Linked DNA regions of Homo sapiens: region 1 is linked to region 2. Evidence: chromatin loops called from intact Hi-C (ENCODE). Cell type or tissue: Calu3. All regions are shown on one strand. Links, peaks and the distances in the headings refer to the core of each region. The heading gives the core; the rest is flanking DNA. Region 1 has its middle 130 kb from the start of LMX1A-AS2. Region 2 has its middle 390 kb from the start of PBX1.

Region 1 (9,058 bases), core at 742-8,741, 910 kb after region 2:
CCATCAACAGTTCTTGCTTAGACCTCAGAACACCCATTTTAAGTATAGAGTCTACTTGGTTTTCTGGAAGGAAACCAGATCTGTGCACTTGGCGGTACTTTTGTCCAGAGTGCTGACAACCTTAGACCCATTACAGGAAGCTAGATCCTACTTTTGGAGCCAACAGCCATTTTTCCTTTTTCAGTTGGTTCTGATAGAATATGTGCAGAGTACCCACTGCCACAGAGTAGAGTGGTTAGCAGCCCAGGAAAGAAATAGAAATTGAATCAAATTCCCATTTCTGCCACTTACAAGTTCTGTGAACTTAGACAAGTTATTTAACTTCTTTAATGCAAATTTACTCATTTGCAAAATGAGGATAATAATATCTAATTCACAGGGCTGCAGTGAGGATTATGTGAGATAACATATATGAAATGCTTAGTGAAGTGTTGCTTACGTTGTAAGTGCTGAAAACCATTATCAGCCTTTAGCAGGGTCTTACCTAAGCTCTGGGGGAAAAGCTGGGTTTTCATGATGGCAATGAGGGCAAAGGCTATGTATGTAGTTACCACTAAATATTCTCACACGAAAAGAATATATAAATAGCTTCATCTGCTTTTTCTAGAACAGAGATTGGCAAACTTTTTCTATAAAGGTTCAGATGGTAAATATTTTAGGATCGTAGCTATATAATTTCTCTTGCAACTTTGTCATAGTAGCATGAAGGCAGCCATAGACAATATGTAAACAAAGGAGTGTGACTGTGTCCCCATAAAACTTTGTGTACAACCCAGGCAGCCAGCTGGACTTGATAGTTTGCCAACCTCTATTCTGGAATAGAAGCTGTTGTTTGATAAAGGACAATGGTCAATAATTCAAAGGAACAATAACCAGAATCACATCCTATTATTTTTCTGCATCTCTTTGTCCACCCCTCAACCCATACAATAGAATGTTTAGTTGATTTTAGTCACATAGAGGATTTGTAGCCTAAATTTCCAAAGGTACTACTAGTAAATAATGTACAGATTATGGACAGTAATAACATTTAACAGGCTAGATACAATTGGCTATATAGATGAAACAAAAAGGAAATTAAAACTTGGTTAAAAAACACATTTTGCACAGGAAAACTAGATAGTCTACATCATAGAGAATTATAAAATGAGCCATTGATTCTCCCGACTCTCTGGTGAGTATATTTTTAAAGTCCTAGAAAACTTAGAAGGCACAGTGAGAATTGGAAATTTTAACATCAAACACACACACACACACACACATAAATATTCAACTGATCTTCAAAAGAAGCATGACCTTAGAAATCACTGTAGGATAAATTCCAGCTGAGTCTCCACACACAAACCTGCTTCGTAAAAAGGAAAATGATCATGTTCAAATTCACTCTCATCGCTGACTGTGTTGGGTGAAAAAAAAGAGAACACAATGCTTTAGTTAGATATTTCAAAGTTAATCAATCAGCTAGTTTTTTTCAAAACAACCAGGTTTTTAAATTAGTTTAACTTTTCTTCAGTTTTCGAATCTGACCATTTGTGATATTGATATGCAAATCAGATCACATTCCCCTTCCCATGCCCTTCAATGGCTTCTCTTTGCTCTTGATGCTCTTGGGATAAAGACCAAACACACTATCTGTCCCACATGCTGTTCCTTGGTCCTCATGACTTCCCATTCCAGCTGCATCTTCAACCACACTCCTCCAGGCTCTTTAAACCTCAACGATGCTGGTCTTTTGTCATTTCCGCCAATGTTCCAATCTCTCCCTCACCTTGGTCTAACTCACCACCACTACCCCTCTGCCCCAAAATCACCACCACACACACGCTGTGTTAGTCTCATTAACTTCTGTACACTGTTTAGGCCTCTGTTCAAAACTTACTTCCTCAGGGAGCCTCTCCCAAGCCCCAGTCAACTGTGATAGAACCTGTCTCTAGCCTACAAGCTCTTATTATAGTTTTTCATTATACATTCATTAGGGTGATGATTTAATTAATGTCTGTTTTTCCCACTGGGCTATCCATCCCCCAAAGAGCAGGAAATGGGCCTCTATTTGAATGGCAGAGGACTCACCTCAGTGCCTGGAATGCAAGCAGAGCCATAATAAATAGAGATAATGGAGCGGTCGTCAGAAGGATATAGAATTAAAATGTAGCCATGAAAGGTCAAAACTGAATTTCTAAGGGATATTGTATATATTGCAGACAAAACATTGCCATTTTTCAAAATAATACAGATTTTCTTGCTTGTTCATTGCTCTTAACTCATTTTCTAGATTTAGTTTGGCAAACGTTTTCTATAAAGGTGCAGATGGTAAATATTTGGGGTTTGGGGGCTGTATGATTTCTGTTTCAGCTACTCAACACTGCCATTGTAGCACGTTGTGGAAACCAGAGACAGTACAGAAACATGAATGTGGTAGGGATCTAACAAAACAAGGGATTCTCAATTTCCATACTGTTGACATTTTTCCCCAATAATTCTTTGCTGCTGAGCTGTTATGTGCATTGCTGTATGATTAGCAGCATTCCTGACCTTGACCCATTAGATGCCAACAGTGCTCCCACCTCCACTAATGACAACCAAAAATATCCCTAGACATTGCCATAGGGGAGCAAAGTCATCCCAGTTAAAACCACTGCAATAAAATTTTATGAAAACAAGTGGCAAACTGGATTTGGCCTATGGACTGTAGTTTGCTCAATCCTGATCTGAAAGAAAGAAAAAGAAAACTAGGAAATTCCCTAATGGGTGCTATTTCTGGAAGGGCTATTAATTTATTTTCTAGCTTCTTGGATTTTCTTCATGGGGTATAGACCCTTTGAAGACTTTCTTTCTCAGAGGTGGGTAACCTCTTGGAGTATAATCATTGCAGCCCTCAGAGACAAGCAGGGGCAACTGGTTTAGACTGTATAGAATTTGTTTGGTCAAGTAAAGGATGCTGGCTCTGTTTATATGTGAGTTATTCCACCCATTTGGACCCCTGTAATCCCTTTGCTTACTTTGATTACTTTGATTAGTTTTTTGTTTTTTGTTTTTTTTTTAACTAGCTTCTAGCATAGTGTGCATTGCAAGGCAACTGAGAGCTGAAGGTAGAGTGACTAACGGCAGGGCTAATGTAGGTTAGCACTAGGTTAGATCCAGCTGTTGATCTAAGTCTGAGAGAGCTGGAAGTATGATCCTAGGAACCATTCTATTCCTTCCCACCTTAATTTTTTTTTTTTTTTCTTTTTGGAACTCAGGTACACAGACTTGGATTTATCATGGTCTTTGGATCATGATACCCTCTCATCACTGGTCTGGGCATGGCCCATTTTTGGCTTGTTTATATGTTTATGTTATAAATATCTGTGCCTGCCCTGCCACTCCCCCAACACAAAAAATAGAACATAGTCACTAACTGACCCGTCCCTAGATGTTCTATCTCTATCCTGTCCCTCTGTTTCCCCTCACCTGAGGCAACCATGTCCTGATGCTTATCTTCATCTTCCTACTTTACTTTGCAAGATGTTGGTTTTCTCATCTTTAAGGCGGGAAAGGGCAAAGTGACTGTCATCTCATCTTTTAAAGCTCCACCTTTATGGCTTTAATGCTGGCTTCATTTTCTCTGGCAATCCTCAGAAATTGTGCCACGCAAATATTTTACATCTCTAAAGAGGAGAAAAAAACCTAGGCAAGTCAATGTTGTGAGAGATACACACACAAAAACAGAGATTTCAGTTCATGTTGAAGATAGCTCATTGTGAGGTATCTTGCAGCCAAGGAATCTACAAGGTGCTAAGGCCATGAAGATGTGCTATATCAAAAAACGTTTTTCCTCTGCTAGCCAAATAGATTTATTATAAATATTGAGGCCTTTCCCCTTCCTTGGTCATTTCTCTACTTTAACATTAAAAGAGTTGTATCATTTACACAGCTCTGCTGAAGAGAGTTCAGTCTATTTGCCCCTGGGGCAGCAATGCTGGTATGGTAAACTTCAACACAGCGTGTAATGCATGGTCTAATTTTAAATTCTTCAAAATGCCGATTTATTTGACTTTTACCAGACCAGGAAGATAAGGCAGTCATGCTCCCATGCAGCTCGACATCTCTGTATGCTTGAAATTAAACCTCAGGGAAGAGGGGAACACAGGCCTGAGCACTGGGTATGAATAAAGGAGGCTGGTGCTGACATACAAGTGAAAGGGAAGATGTAAAAGAGAAGGAGACACTTGGGAGAAAACAATCCCTTGTGGGGAGGGAGGGGAGATGAATGTCATTAATAGCAATTTGCATCGCTATTGATTTAATGTGGGAGAAACTGAACTCTCCTGTAGCTGTCCCTGACATATTTGGGTGAGATTCTAGTGACCTCCAGTGGAGGTTCTCTAGAATTACCCTCATTGCCCCGGGACACTAAGACGTTAATTTCTGCACTTAACAAACCTGTCTCCCCTTACACATATTTTGTGCTCCCTTTACTATTTGAATTGAAAATAGCTTCTCAATGCATATAATTTTCAAATAATCTATAAAAATTCTAATTGTAATACAAAAGTTCAAAGTAATTTTTAAATAAAATAAATCAAATAAAAATAATGAATAAATATATACATAAAATAAAAGAAAATCTATATTCGAAGATATAAATGTTCACATCTGGGTGTTCTAGAAGACATAATTACTTGGAAACTTGCATCTAGTCCTAGACTCATCAAAAACCCAGAAATCCAGTAGGTGGAAATGTACTATATTGGCCTCAAGGGCCACCAGCAGCATTGCTATAGGTTAGGTAATTTTTTAAAATAAGTTAAAAAAAAATGGTAAAATTCCAAACTAGACAAAGACAGTCTTCCCTAGGAAACTTAAGGTATATTCAAATTTTGCAAAATGCCCCCCAGGCAATTATATAGAGGCTTTTCTCCTGTTCTAGTGAAGCTTTCCAAAACTGCTGGGGATGCTGCAGCAATTCTCTGTCACGCTGGACTTGCTGGACTGTCCTCTGTATTGTAGAATATTTACCAACCCTAGTCCTGCCCCACAGATAGTGATAGGACTTCTCATCGATGGAGTGATCAAAAACTCCCATGCAAATGACCAAAGAGCCTCTGGCGAAAGAACCACCCTGTGAAGCATTGCTGCCCGGGCCTTCCTCTGACAACACAGAGGGCCCTTCTACCCTATGGGGGTATTCCCCTGGGGCTGACTCCAGGACTTGGAACTATGGGGTCTTGACCTTTTCCTCCTAATTTGGGGAATTCTTGACACTGCAGACAGGGTGTTCCTGGGGGAGCTGGGAGGGGAGAGCAAAAAAGAGGCTTCAAACTGGTGAATGGTGGAGTAGGTGAGGTGAGCACAGCACTTCAACCTGACCACAGCAGCACGGGAGGTGGAATGCCAGGTTCTGAAGCCAGATCTCATTACCATGAGACTCCAGGGTTGTAGCTCTGCACCAGTGGCTCTCCTGGGTGTGTTATTTATCTTAAGTTCAAAGCGGGGCATAGTTGGCCTCACACTGCTAGGATTCTGATAATTTTTCCTTCAGGCTTTTGAGAGCGCAACTCTCTAATTCTTAGTTGCAAATGTTTCATGCCTAATAAAAACAAAATATACTCAACAGAGATTATTAATAACAGCACGATGATCCGAGAATAGATTTTGTTGTTTATTTGTTTGTTTATTTTTTGGGAATAGCGCAAATGTTCTACACTCTAAGCCAACATTCTCCAAACTGTATTTGAAGGGACGCTCACTTTACTGGGGCCAGTCATAGATATTTCTCTAAAAAAGAAGTGTTCTTTATTAAACAAGATCAGAAATGCTGGCTTAAATGACTTATACCAGGCATAAATTTCACAAACTCCGGTGTGCAAAAATGTAACTACTTTCTAAAATGGAACAAAAACTAACTTTTCAATTTAGTCCTATTTGGTGTCTTAGGAAAAAATACTAATACCAACAATGCAAGGGAGACTCCACTACAGCAAGTGACCTCTGTCAGTCTAGGGCTGTCCCCTTCACTCTTCTACTTCCTGTGGGTGACATAAAGTTAGGGTGGGGCCTACTTCTCCAGGCTTTGGCAGGGAGAGGGTGCCAGGTCTTCAGGCTCTGCGCTCCGGACATCCACTGCCAAGGGGATAGGTCTTGTCTGTTTTTGGCCTTAGCCTTCCACCCTGATGCCTTGGCCATAATCATCCCATCTCTTGGGGCCCTTTGGGTCTGCCAGCCCTCATTCAAATGCTCTTCCAAGGCCTTCTCCAGTGCACAGACATTTTAGCTTCTTTCCCTACACCACAAGCAGGTGTGAGAAGCTCCAGAACATTTCTAGGCTGGAAGCTTCCCCAAGCTACATTATGGAATTGAGGTCCTGGGTCCTCTGCTTTAGAACCCCCAAAGTTATCTGGATTTCTATCATTGCATCATGTGGCCCATTCCCCACCAGGGATGTTGGCCTGTGTGTTGATGGGCCAGAGGGCCCGTTCTCAGAAAAACTCTGTTAGTTGCTGAATCTAATATTCTTCCCGCAGGTTCAGAAAAAACATCAGCCTCCTCTATCCCTGAAGGGATTTTTATTTCCTCAGCCTGTGGCCTAAAATTGGCTTGGCAAATAGTCTTTGACCTTCCAAACCAACTAATTAGAACAATGGTTCAGACGATTTTGCCTTCCAGGGAACATGTGACAATGTTTGGAGACATTTTTTATTGTCACAGCTTGTTGGAGGGTGCTACTGGCCCCTAGTGGGTGAAGGCCAGGAGTGCTACTAAACATCCGACAATGTGCAGACCAGTCCCCAGTAACAAAGAATTCTCCTGCCCAGAGCATCGATAGTGCTGAGGCTGAGAAACTCTGAGTTGTTCTTATTATTTTTTTTTATATCAGAGAGAAAAGGAATCAATTCATTTTCTTAAATTTCTAGCCTAATTTTATGTTCTAGTCAATGACCATACTCCTTGCTGACTGCTGTTATTCAACAACCGTATTAACAATTTCCACTGGACCTTGGAAAACTGCAGACATAAGCAGTTCGGGTGAAGAGACTGGGTTTTTCTAATCTTCTAGATAATGTGCACCTGGATACTGATAAATGCCCTCCCCTCTGCTGTCTCTGCACATCCCTTCTGTAGAGGAGGATAGTGGAGGCAGGAAGGAGTAGCCTTTCTTGTCTTTGCAAAGCTCTCTGAAATTTGCAGCATCCCCACCTATGGGGAATCACTGGCTGCCTTCAAAGCAACCAGGTTTTTTGCTGAGAAGGAACTGGAGAGCGGCTGTGTTCCAAGGCTCACAGGCTCATCCTGGGCCCCTCTGAATTCAGAGCCACATCCTTCATGGTACCCTAGAGGGGCATCAATAAGCTACATGTTCCCCTCAACATGCCCAGTGGGTCCACAGATGCGTTCAACCTGTGATATGCAGAACTTGGGGGTTGACAGAAGGGTCTGGGGGCCTCACTCTTCAACCAGAGTTATAATTTCCAACTTTTGTCTTTTAGATCAAATTCAGTCTAAAGAAATAGTTCTGAAAGTATAAAGGAAGATGGAGACACAACCTATGAGAAAGGGATATGGGGTCAGTGTCTCAACGGGACACACTGCTGAGTGCTCAGGCTTCTGTCCCTTGAGCACACAGCACAGAGCAGATGGACATGTGTGTCACTTCCCTCTCAACCACTGGAGGTGAGTTGTAAGGAACTCCAGGGAGCCCTAAGGTGATAACAGTGCAGATGGTGGAGCTGGGAGATGCTCTAGGAACAAAGGAGGAGAACATTGCATCTACCAGAGAGTCTGCCCTATCCAACATCTATCCGCTGCCCAGTCCAGGACAAGATCTCCACCTGTAGCTAAGTTTGCTTTTTTGTCCTCCTCTCAGCAGCCCTGTGCATCTGCCATGCTGGTATCGGCTGTGGTGTGCAGAGGAAGAGAGAGGCTCCTGTCCTTGGGTACCCTCCTGCCAGCACCTGCTGCCTCTGTGGAGGGAGGGGGAGAACCGAGCCGTGTGGCAGCCATGGCTCCTAACATGCAGAGCACACTTGTATCACCAGGAACATCTGTCACAGCCATAACACATTTAGTCTGGTTGTTTTGTTTATACAACCCAAAGCAACCAGTCGGACTAAGATCTTCACAAAAGAGTGATGGGGTAGGGCAGGGAGGCGTCAGAAAAGGCTGACATCATTTAAATAGAGAATTGGATACAGCCGTAAACAGGTGACTTCAGACTTTGATATCTTAAGCTACACTATGAGTTGACCTATAATACTTCCAGGCACTTTCTATTATGCTGGGTGACAGTAAAAAGCAGGCAAGGAATGAGTGGGCCCTATTCTTAAACGAGATCATTCTTTATGGATGCAGAAAGTACACTGAATTAACAACAATGGGAAAAGATACAAACACTGATATTTAACACCCCCACCCCCCACCCCGCCAGGCATAAATAAAACATGCCCCCTTCTGAACTAACATGGTCTTTTACTGAAATAGTTATAACTTTTTATGAACCATTATTATCATTATTACTATTATTATGCAATGGTCCTCACCTTGCCTATAAATAATAATCAGAGGAGCTTTAAAAACAACCCGAATGATGTCAGGGCCCAGAATAATTGAATTGAAATCCCAGGGAGCAGAGCCCAGGAATTAGAAACTTTTAAAACTTTCCCAGGAGAGTCTAATGTTCCACCTTAGGCTGAGAACCACATTTCTGGCTGTGCATGCCAGGTGACAGTGCTTCAGCAATTTTATTGCCCAGAAAGAAAGAAAAAAAGAGATTTTTTCCTTCCTTCTTTGGTTTTGTGGCTCTAGTGCAGTGCTTCTCAAACCTGGCTGTACATTAGAGTCACCTGGGGAGCTTTAAAAACTATCACTGTCCTGGCCCCACCCCAATCCAATTAAGCCAGAATCTCTACAGGTGGGACTTGGCATCAGGATTTTTTAAAAGCCTGCTGGATGATTCTAATATGTGCCCAGGATTTCAAACCACTGCTCTAGGACAGGGGTTCTCAACCTTGGCTACATATTGGGATCTCCTGGGAAACTTAAAAAAATCCTGAGACCTGAGCCCCATCTCCAGTGATTCTGA
Region 2 (9,058 bases), core at 542-8,541:
TGACGAGGCAGGAAGTAGGAGATTGGATCAGGGAAGAAGATCTCAGTTGCCAGGAGTTCATACATTAAGGAAAGGAAGGTACATGTAAGACCTATAATGATTAACTTCACTTAGTTTGGTTTATGTGAAAAATTTCAGGATATGCAATTAAATTTGAATTATTTTTAAATCACTTTTGGTTGTCAAATTCTTTTGTTTTGGTTTATTTTGAATATTGTACCACGCACAAACTGGAACACTGGTTTTTATGTGGATTATACTCTCATGCACTTTCAAAAGCCTACAGTTTTCCATGTGCTTTTTCTTGTATTTGAAAAGGTATATTTTAGATACCTTGACTTCATTAAATTCTTTGCATCCTTTTGTATCCAACAAAAGTGTCATTTTCTCCATGAAGTCTTCCACCTCTGCCTCCTGCTGAGCCCGTTTTTGTCCCTTCTCTGTTCCGTAGTTCTTTGTTTCTACAACAAATCTTACATACGCTATATTGTATACTACTTACTTGTTTATCTGCTATTTTTCTCAGCAGACTGAGAGCATATGAAAGGCAGGAACCACATCTCAATCACTTTTGATTGAGCTTCTCAGTACCTCTGTAAGATAATATATCTCCTCATTCTCGTATAGACTGAAATATTCTGTATCTGACAGACATGTGATTTAGACCTCACTTTTTGTCCCAAATTTAATCCTTCAAAAAGCTAGAGTTATCATAAGACTATTAAAGTAATGAATTGCCTTTACCAGTTTGGCATTACTTGAACCATGTGCTTTATTTCTGGTTCCAAATCTGGCTGTGCATCAGAATTTCCCATCCCTGACCTGCAAATCAAAATTTCAGAAGAGTGATTCCCAGGGATATGTATTTCAAAATAGGCATCAGGGTGAGTCTAGTCATTGACAGATGCCTTAGTTTGTTCATAGTTAAATGTGCTAATGTTGAGGATTGCCTTTCTGAACTGAGGCATTTTAGAAGAGTTGGTTGCCCAGGTCAAATCTGAAGATTTACAATAGAACCAAGATGGTAATAAGACAAAAGATTTATATGAAGATATAAGAATTAATATGGACACACACACTCTTCTATTTCCTATGTAGGGTGGTAAGTATAGTTAGGAAATATGTATGTATTTATTAAAGGATATAAACTGAATGATAGGTACCCTTACCATTTGAATGTCTTAATTTTTAAAAAATAAATTATGCCTGGTCACCTTATTCTTTTTTTTTTTGTCCCTCTTTTACCATTTTCTAGGAATTGCATCCCATAATTTGGTTGTAATAAAATGTGACTGCTGGGGAAATGTTCACAGAGTTGGCATTCATTTGCACGCTACTGCCATTTCAGCCCAGGGCATTCTCTCTTTCTTCCTGGTTCTCCTGCCTCCCTCCACCAGCCCCTCCCCAGCAGAGCACTGATGAGATGTGACAACAGAAAACACAAGTGCATTTCCTGGAGATTTACCAACATCCAGAAGGAAAGCTCAAAGGAAAAGGAACAATAGAAAAGGGGAATTGTGGAGGGAAGAAAGTTTCTAAGCCTATCATTTGCAAATGTCAGCTCCATTCTCAGAGAACTCTAGAGACTGTTAAGCAAACCTGTTTCTAATGAATACAACAAGAGCCATTTGAATCCTCTACACTTGAGCCAGTCACATTTAACAGATCACCCAGTCTATCTTCCATTATTCTCAGAGGCATCCTGGGCCTCACAGCATCTTTTCAATTTCAGCTTCAAATGACCCAAGCTCTGTGTTGTCTTAGGCTTCAATAGGATTCAATAGGAAAACAATGTCAGAAGGTTAACATATTTTTCCCATTATACTATATAATTGCTATGTACTTTACTCATCCCAATCCCTTAGCACTTTGGATTTCAATATTCAACTAGTCTTCACTATTTATCAATAGAATCAGGAAAGGCACATAGAAACGTGTAAAGCCAGTAGACCTAGATTTTCTTCTCCACTTCACACTCATCACTTACTTGTCTCTGAGTAAGACACTTATCTTCTTCAGGTCTCAGTTTCTGCATCTATAAAAAGGACATAGAATGTCCTCTTACCTAAAATGTTTGCTTAAAGAATGGTAGTATTTATTTGAAAAGTATAAAGTAATATAAAAATATGTTAGAATAAGTATCAGGCCTAACAGTTGCCAAATATCTGAAGTTGACTTTCTACTTTGTTTATTTGTGTTCTTTGTTTATTTGCATTTTATAAAGCAGAGAATATTCTACTCTTCATCATGACTTGAGTGAGCATGCTCATCATTCCTTTAGTTAGCTGCTTCAATTCACAAATCATTCTCTTTATTCTGAATTCTCTCCTCTTTGCTACTCAATATCTGATCCTCAGGGGTCCATTGAGCAAGAATATTAAGTAGGTACAATGCTGGTAAGATTCTCCATGACTTTCTTCCAAGGACATTACTTCTATTGGAACTAGTTCACATATACTTTTCCTTCTATGCAATCATTAGTTCCACTACGATCTTTCCTGAATATAGAAATTCTAACCATTCCTCAGAACCAAAATATTAGTAAAGAAATGATTTATTGGGCAAAACATTTGCCCTAAGAAGGAATTTGTGCCTTTGTGCATGCATGAAATTATTTACTTGTATTAATGAGAACACTCATTGTCTTATGCTGAATAAGAATTAGATGAATAGTTCGCCAAGGCCACTGTGTGCTGTTTCTGACAAATATATGTGCTAGATGCACCACCCCATCATTTGGGATTTCTGGCAGAACCACATGACTTCCAATGGTCATGTTGCCTGAGTGTTACCTAGTGGACTCTGAGATGATGATCTTCCTGTTTTATACCTATGAAGTATAGAAAAAAGGCAATAGAAATCAAGGAAAAAAAGAAGGGGGGGAGTGGAGGAGACTAAGAAGAATAAAAATAAGGAAAAGAAAGAGAAAAAAATAAGAGAAGGGGTAATTGAAGGAATAAGAGAAGCTGTAAAGTATAAAAGGGAAAAAATAATTGTAGATAGAATGTCGGTATATTTTTAGAAGAATATTCATAACAATATATATTAAAAGCAGCAAGATTTTCTCACTCTTTTCCTTTTCTCACCTCCCATTAGCAATGACTGAAGTTGTGAATTATGAACAAGTGTCAGAGATTGCAAATTTAACAGCAAATAGTGGGGGATGAAGAAAAGAAGATGAGGAAATTATTTTACAAGATGAATACAAAGGCCTTGTGATAAATGAATTAGAATGATGTTTTATGCTGAAAAATCACTTTTCCATTTTAAAGTATCTCCATATTTCAATTTATCTAATGAAGATTGTCAGTAGAATCATATTTAGTATTTTTCTTGAGAAGTAGTTAGTACCCCTTCTTAATCTTGGCCCAACTGAACTGTGTCAAATTTATTTCTGCACAATGCAAGTTCAACCCCATTCAGACCAATTGTGCTCTTTCATCAGATCGTCAGAACTCACAAGTTTTCTGTGGTAGGAAGGGGAACATAGAGAAGGACCAGGACCTGCAATTAAGACACAATACTCGCTGGGAAATAGCAGATATGTAGGTGGGTGGGAGTTATCCATGATGAAAAAACATGTACACTGATACATAGCAGAAACAGAATCTAGAATGATGTCATTGGTTATGGTTCTGACCAGCCATTTTTATTAGGAAGTTGAACCAGGGATGGGAGGTTGCCCCATCCAGCCAATGACTCCATAGCAACACTACAAACTGTTAGGTAATAGCTCCCTGCTCTCTACCAAGATCTGGGTTTCAGGTACCACCACAACAAAGGGAACATGGTGAGAAGAGACTAGCCTGGCTAGATATGAAAAGTGACAGACATTGAAGATTTATTCTCTTTCTTTTTTTTTTTTTTTTTTTGAGTTGGAGTCTCACTCTGTTGCCCAGGCTGGAGTGCAGTGGTGCAATTTCTGCTCACTGAAAGCTCCACCCACGGGGTTCACACCATTCTCTTGCCTCAGCCTCCCGACTAGCTGGGACTACAGGCACCCTCCACCATGCCCAGCCAATTTTTTTGTATTTTTAGTACAGATGGGGTTTCACAGTGTTCGCCAGGATGGTCTCGATCTCCTGACCTCGTGATCCACCTGCCTCGGCCTCCCAAAGTGCTGGGATTACAGGCATGAGCCACCATGCCTGGCCGAGGACTTATTCTCAATTTAAAAAAAAAAAAGAGTCCAGGTTTCTAGGATTACGGTGCATTCTTGAACCAGAGCAGCAGATTTGGCTTGATGCTGGGTTACATGGAGTTCAAACAAAGATTTCATAAATCCCTTCCAAGGACAGGAAGAGTTGGCCTAGAAACTGGGACAAGATAAGTTTACAGATAGAGAAAAATGGGGTTAGGGATGGTGATGGGATTAAGGCATTGCTACCTTATTCCAGTGTAAACCTAGGGCTCTCAGATCATCCTATTCTTCCAGTCAAATTATGATACCTAAATTTTGAGTGAAATCACTGTGTTGGAACTGATTGAAAACTTTATGAAACACTGTACAGGCCGAGAGCAGTGTTTCTCCCAGCACGACGTTTGAGCTCTGAGAACAGACAGGCTGCCTCCTCAAATGGGTCCCTGAGCCCGGTGTAGCCTAACTGGGAGACACTTCCCACTAGGGGTCGACAGACACCACATACACAGGTGCCCTTCTGGGACAAAGCTTCCAGAGGAAGGATCAGGAAGCAATATTTGCTGTTCTGCAATATTTGCTGTTCTGCAGCCTCAGCTGGTGATACCCAGGCAAACGGGGTCTGGAGTGGACCTCCAGCAAACTCCAACATACCTGCAGCTGAGGGTCCTGACTGTTAGAAGGAAAACTAACAAAGAGAAAGGAATAGCATCAACATCACCAAAAACGACATCTACACCAAAACCCCATCTGTAGGTCACCAAAGACCAAAGGTAGACAAAACCACAAAGATGGCGAGAAGCCAGAGCAGAAAAGCTGAAAATTCTAAAAAACAGAGTGCCTCTTCTCCTCCAAAGGATCGCAGCTCCTCACCAGCAATGGAACAAAGCCAGATGGAGAATGGTGAGTTGACAGAAGTAGGCTTCAGAAGGTTGGTAATAACAAACTTCTCCGAGCTAGAGGAGCATGTTCTAACCTACTGCAAGGAAGCTAAAAGCCTTGGAAAAAGGTTAGGCAAATGGCTAACTAGAATTAACAGTGTAGAGAAGACTTTAAATGACCTGATGGTGCTGAAAACCATGGCACAAGGACTATGTGACACATGTACAAGCTTCGGTAGCCGATTTGATCAACTGGCAGAAAGGATATCAGAGATTGAAGATCAGATTAATGAAATAAAGTGAGAAGACAAGTCTAAAGAAAAAAGAGTAAAAAGAAATGAACAAAGCCTCCAATAAATATGGGACTATGTGAAAAGACCAAATCTACGTTTGATTCATGTGCCTGAAAGAGATGAGGAGAATGGAACCAAGTTGGAAAACACTATTCAGGATATTATCCAGGAGAACTTCCCCAACCTAGCAAGGCAGGCCAACATTCAAATTCAGGAAATACATAGACCACCACAAAGATACTCCTCGAGAACAGCGACACCGAGACACATAAATGTCAGATTCACCAAGGCTGAAATGAAGGAAAAAATATTAAGGGCAGCCAGAGAGAAAGGTCAGGTTACCCACAAAGGGAAGTGCCTCAAACTAACAGTGGATCTCTCGGCAGAAACCCTACAAACCAGAAGAGAGTGGGGGGCAATATTCAACATTCTTAAAGAAAAGAATTTTCAACCCAGAATATCATATCCAGCCAAAATAAGCTTCATAAGTGAAGGAGAAATAAAATACTTTACAGACAAGCAAATGCTGAGAGATGTTGTCACCACCAGGCCTGCCTTACAAGAGCTCCTGAAGGAAGCACTAAACATGGAAAGGAACAACCGGTACCAGCCACTGCAAAAACATGCTAAATTGTAAAGACCATCAATGCTATGAAGAAACTGAATCAATTAACGGGCAAAATAACCAGCTAGCATCATAATGACAGGATCAAATTCACACAGAACAATATTAACCTTAAATATAAATGGACTAAATGCCCCAGTTAAAAGACACAGACTAGCAAATTAGATAAAGGGTCAAGACCCATCACTGTGCTGTATCCAGGAGACCCATCTCATGTGCAGAGACACACACAGACTCAAAATAAAAGGTTGGAGGAAGATCTACCAAGCAAATGAAAAGCAAAAAAAAAAAAAAAAAAGCAGGAGTTGCAATCCTAGTCTCTGATAAAACAGACCTTAAACCAACAAAGATCAAAAGAGACAAAGAAGGCCATTACATAATGGCAAAGGGATCAATTCAACAAGAAGAGCTAACTATTCTAAATATATATGCACCCAATACAGGAGCACCCACATTCATAAAGCAAGTCCTGAGTGACCTACAAAGAGACTTAGACTCCGACACAATAATAATGGGAGACTTTAACACCCCATGTCAACATTAGACAGATCAATGAGACAGAAAGTTAACAAGGATATCCAGGAATTGAACTCAGCTCTGCACCAAGAGGACCTAATAGACATCTACAGAACTCTCCACCCCAAATCAACAGAATACACATTCTTCTCAGCACCACATCACACTTATTCTAAAACTGACCACATAATTGGAAGTAAAGCACTCCTCAGCAAACGTAAAAGAACAGAAATCACAAAAAACTGTCGTTCAGACCACAGTGCAATCAAACTAGAACTCAGGATAAAGAAACTCACTCAAAACTGCACAACTACATGGAAACTGAACAACCTGCTCCTGAATGACTCCTGGGTAAATAATGAGATGAAGGCAGAAATAAAGATGTTCTTTGAAACCAATGAGAACAAAGACACAATGTACCAGAATCTCTGAGACACATTTAAATCAGTGTGTAGAGGGAAATTTATAGCACTAAATGCCCACAAGAGAAAGCAGGAGAGATGTAAAATCGACACCCTAACATCAAAATTAAAAGAACTAGAGAAGCAAGAGCAAACACATGGAAAAGCTAGCAGAAGGCATTAAATAACTAAGATCAGAGCAGAACTGAAGGAGATAGAGATGAAAAAACCCTTCAAAACATTAATGAATCCGGGAGCTGGTTTTTTGAAAAGATTAACTAAATTGATAGACCGCTAGCAAGACTAATAAGACAAGAGAGAAGAATCAAATATTCGTAATAACAAATGATAAAGGGGATATCACCAACGATCCCACAGAAAAACAAACTACCATCAGGGAATACTATGAACACCTCTATGCAAATAAACTAGAAAATCTAGAATAAATGAATAAATCCCTCGACACCTACATGCTTCCAAGACTAAACCAGGAAGAAGTTGAATCTCTGAATAGAAAAATAACAGGCTCTGAAATTGAGGCAATAATTAATAGCCTAACAACCAAAAAAGTCCAGGACAAGACAAATTCACAGGCAAATTCTACCAGAGGTACAAAGAGGAACTGGTACCATTCCTTCTGAAATTATTCCAATCAATAGAAAAAGAGAGAATCCTCCCTGACTCATTTTATGAGGCCAGCATCATCCTGATACCAAAGCCTTACAGAGAAACAACAAAAAAAGAGAATTTTAGACCAATATCCCTGATGAATATCGATGCAAAAATCCTCAATAAAATACTGGCAAGCCAAATCCAGCAGCACATCAAAAAGCTTATCCACCATGATCAAGTGGGCTTCAATCCTGTGATGCAAGGCTGGTTTAACATACACAAATCAATAAATGTCATCCATCACATAAACAGAACCAACAACAAAAACCAGATGATTACCTCAATAGATGCAGAAAAGGCCTTCGACAAAATTCAACAGCGCTTCATGCTAAAAGCTCTCAATAAACTAGGTATTGATGGAACGTATCTCAAAATAATAAGAGCTATTTATGACAAACCCACAGCCAATATCATATTGAATGGGCAAAAACTGGAGGCATTCCCTCTGAAAACTGGCACAAGACAAGGTTGCTCTCTCTCACCACTCCTATTCAACATAGTGTTGGATGTTCTGGCCAGGGCAATCAGGCAAGAGAAACAAATAAAGGGTATTCAATTAGGAAAAGAGGAAGCCAAATTATCCCTGTTTGCAGATGACATGATTGTATATTCAGAAAAACCCATCATCTCAGCCCAAAATCTCCTTAAGTTGATAAAGGAACTTCAGCAAAGTCTCAGGATACAAAATCAATGTGCGAAAATCACAAGTATTCCTATACACCAATAACAGACAAACAGAGAGCCAAAACATGAGTGAAGTCCCATTCACAATTGCTACAAAGAGAATAAAATACCTAGGAATCCAACTTACAAGGGACATGAAGGACCTCTTCAAGGAGAACTACAAATCACTGCTCAACGGAATAAATGAGGACACAAACAAATAGAAGAACATTCCATGCTCATGTATAGGAAGAATCAGTATCATGAAAATGGCCATACTGCCCAAGGTAATTTATAGATTCAATGCCATCCCCATCAAGCTACCAATGACTTTCTTCACAGAATTGGAAAAAACTACTTTAAAGTTAATATGGAACCAAAAAAGAGCCTGCATTGCCAAGACAATCCTAAGCCAAAAGAACAAAGCTGGAGGCATCACACTACCTGACTTCAAACTATACTACAAGGCTACAGTAACCAAAACAGCATGGTACTGGTACCAAAACAGAGATATAGACCAATGGAACAGAACAGAGACCTCACAAATTAACACCACACATCCACAACCATCTGATCTTTGACAAACCTGACAAAAACAAGAAATGGGGAAAGGATTCCCTATTTAATAAATGGTGCTGGGAAAACTGGCTAGCCGTATGTAGAAAGCTGAAACTAGATCTCTTCCTTACACCTTATACAAAAATTAATTCAAGATGGATTAAAGACTTAGATGTTAGACCTAAAACCATAAAAACCCTAGAAGAAAACCCAGGCAATACCATTCAGGCCATAGGCATGGGCAAGGACTTCATGACTAAAATACCAAAAGCAATGGCAACAAAAACCAAAATAGACAAATGGGATCTAAT

The links. A loop is a pair of places that touch in the nucleus more often than their neighbours do. Peaks named below come from ENCODE experiments on the same cell type or tissue, not always from the same donor. Only the 100,000 strongest peaks of a DNase experiment are listed, where the experiment ranks them.
Region 1: it touches region 2 in a loop (21-fold over the local background); 16 of 110 quality-filtered maps call a loop at or near these places.

The regions. Positions count from the first base shown.
Region 1 is chr1:165,069,246-165,078,303 of GRCh38, forward strand. No RefSeq gene overlaps it. Among named protein-coding and RNA genes, the nearest start is that of LMX1A-AS2, 130 kb to the right of the region's middle. In Calu3, for the core only: a CTCF peak has its summit at 4,370 (motif pointing left); DNase peaks (open chromatin) are centred at 4,336 and 6,716.
Region 2 is chr1:164,162,045-164,171,102 of GRCh38, forward strand. No RefSeq gene overlaps it. Among named protein-coding and RNA genes, the nearest start is that of PBX1, 390 kb to the right of the region's middle. In Calu3, for the core only: no CTCF peak of the experiment used is centred there; a DNase peak (open chromatin) is centred at 4,627.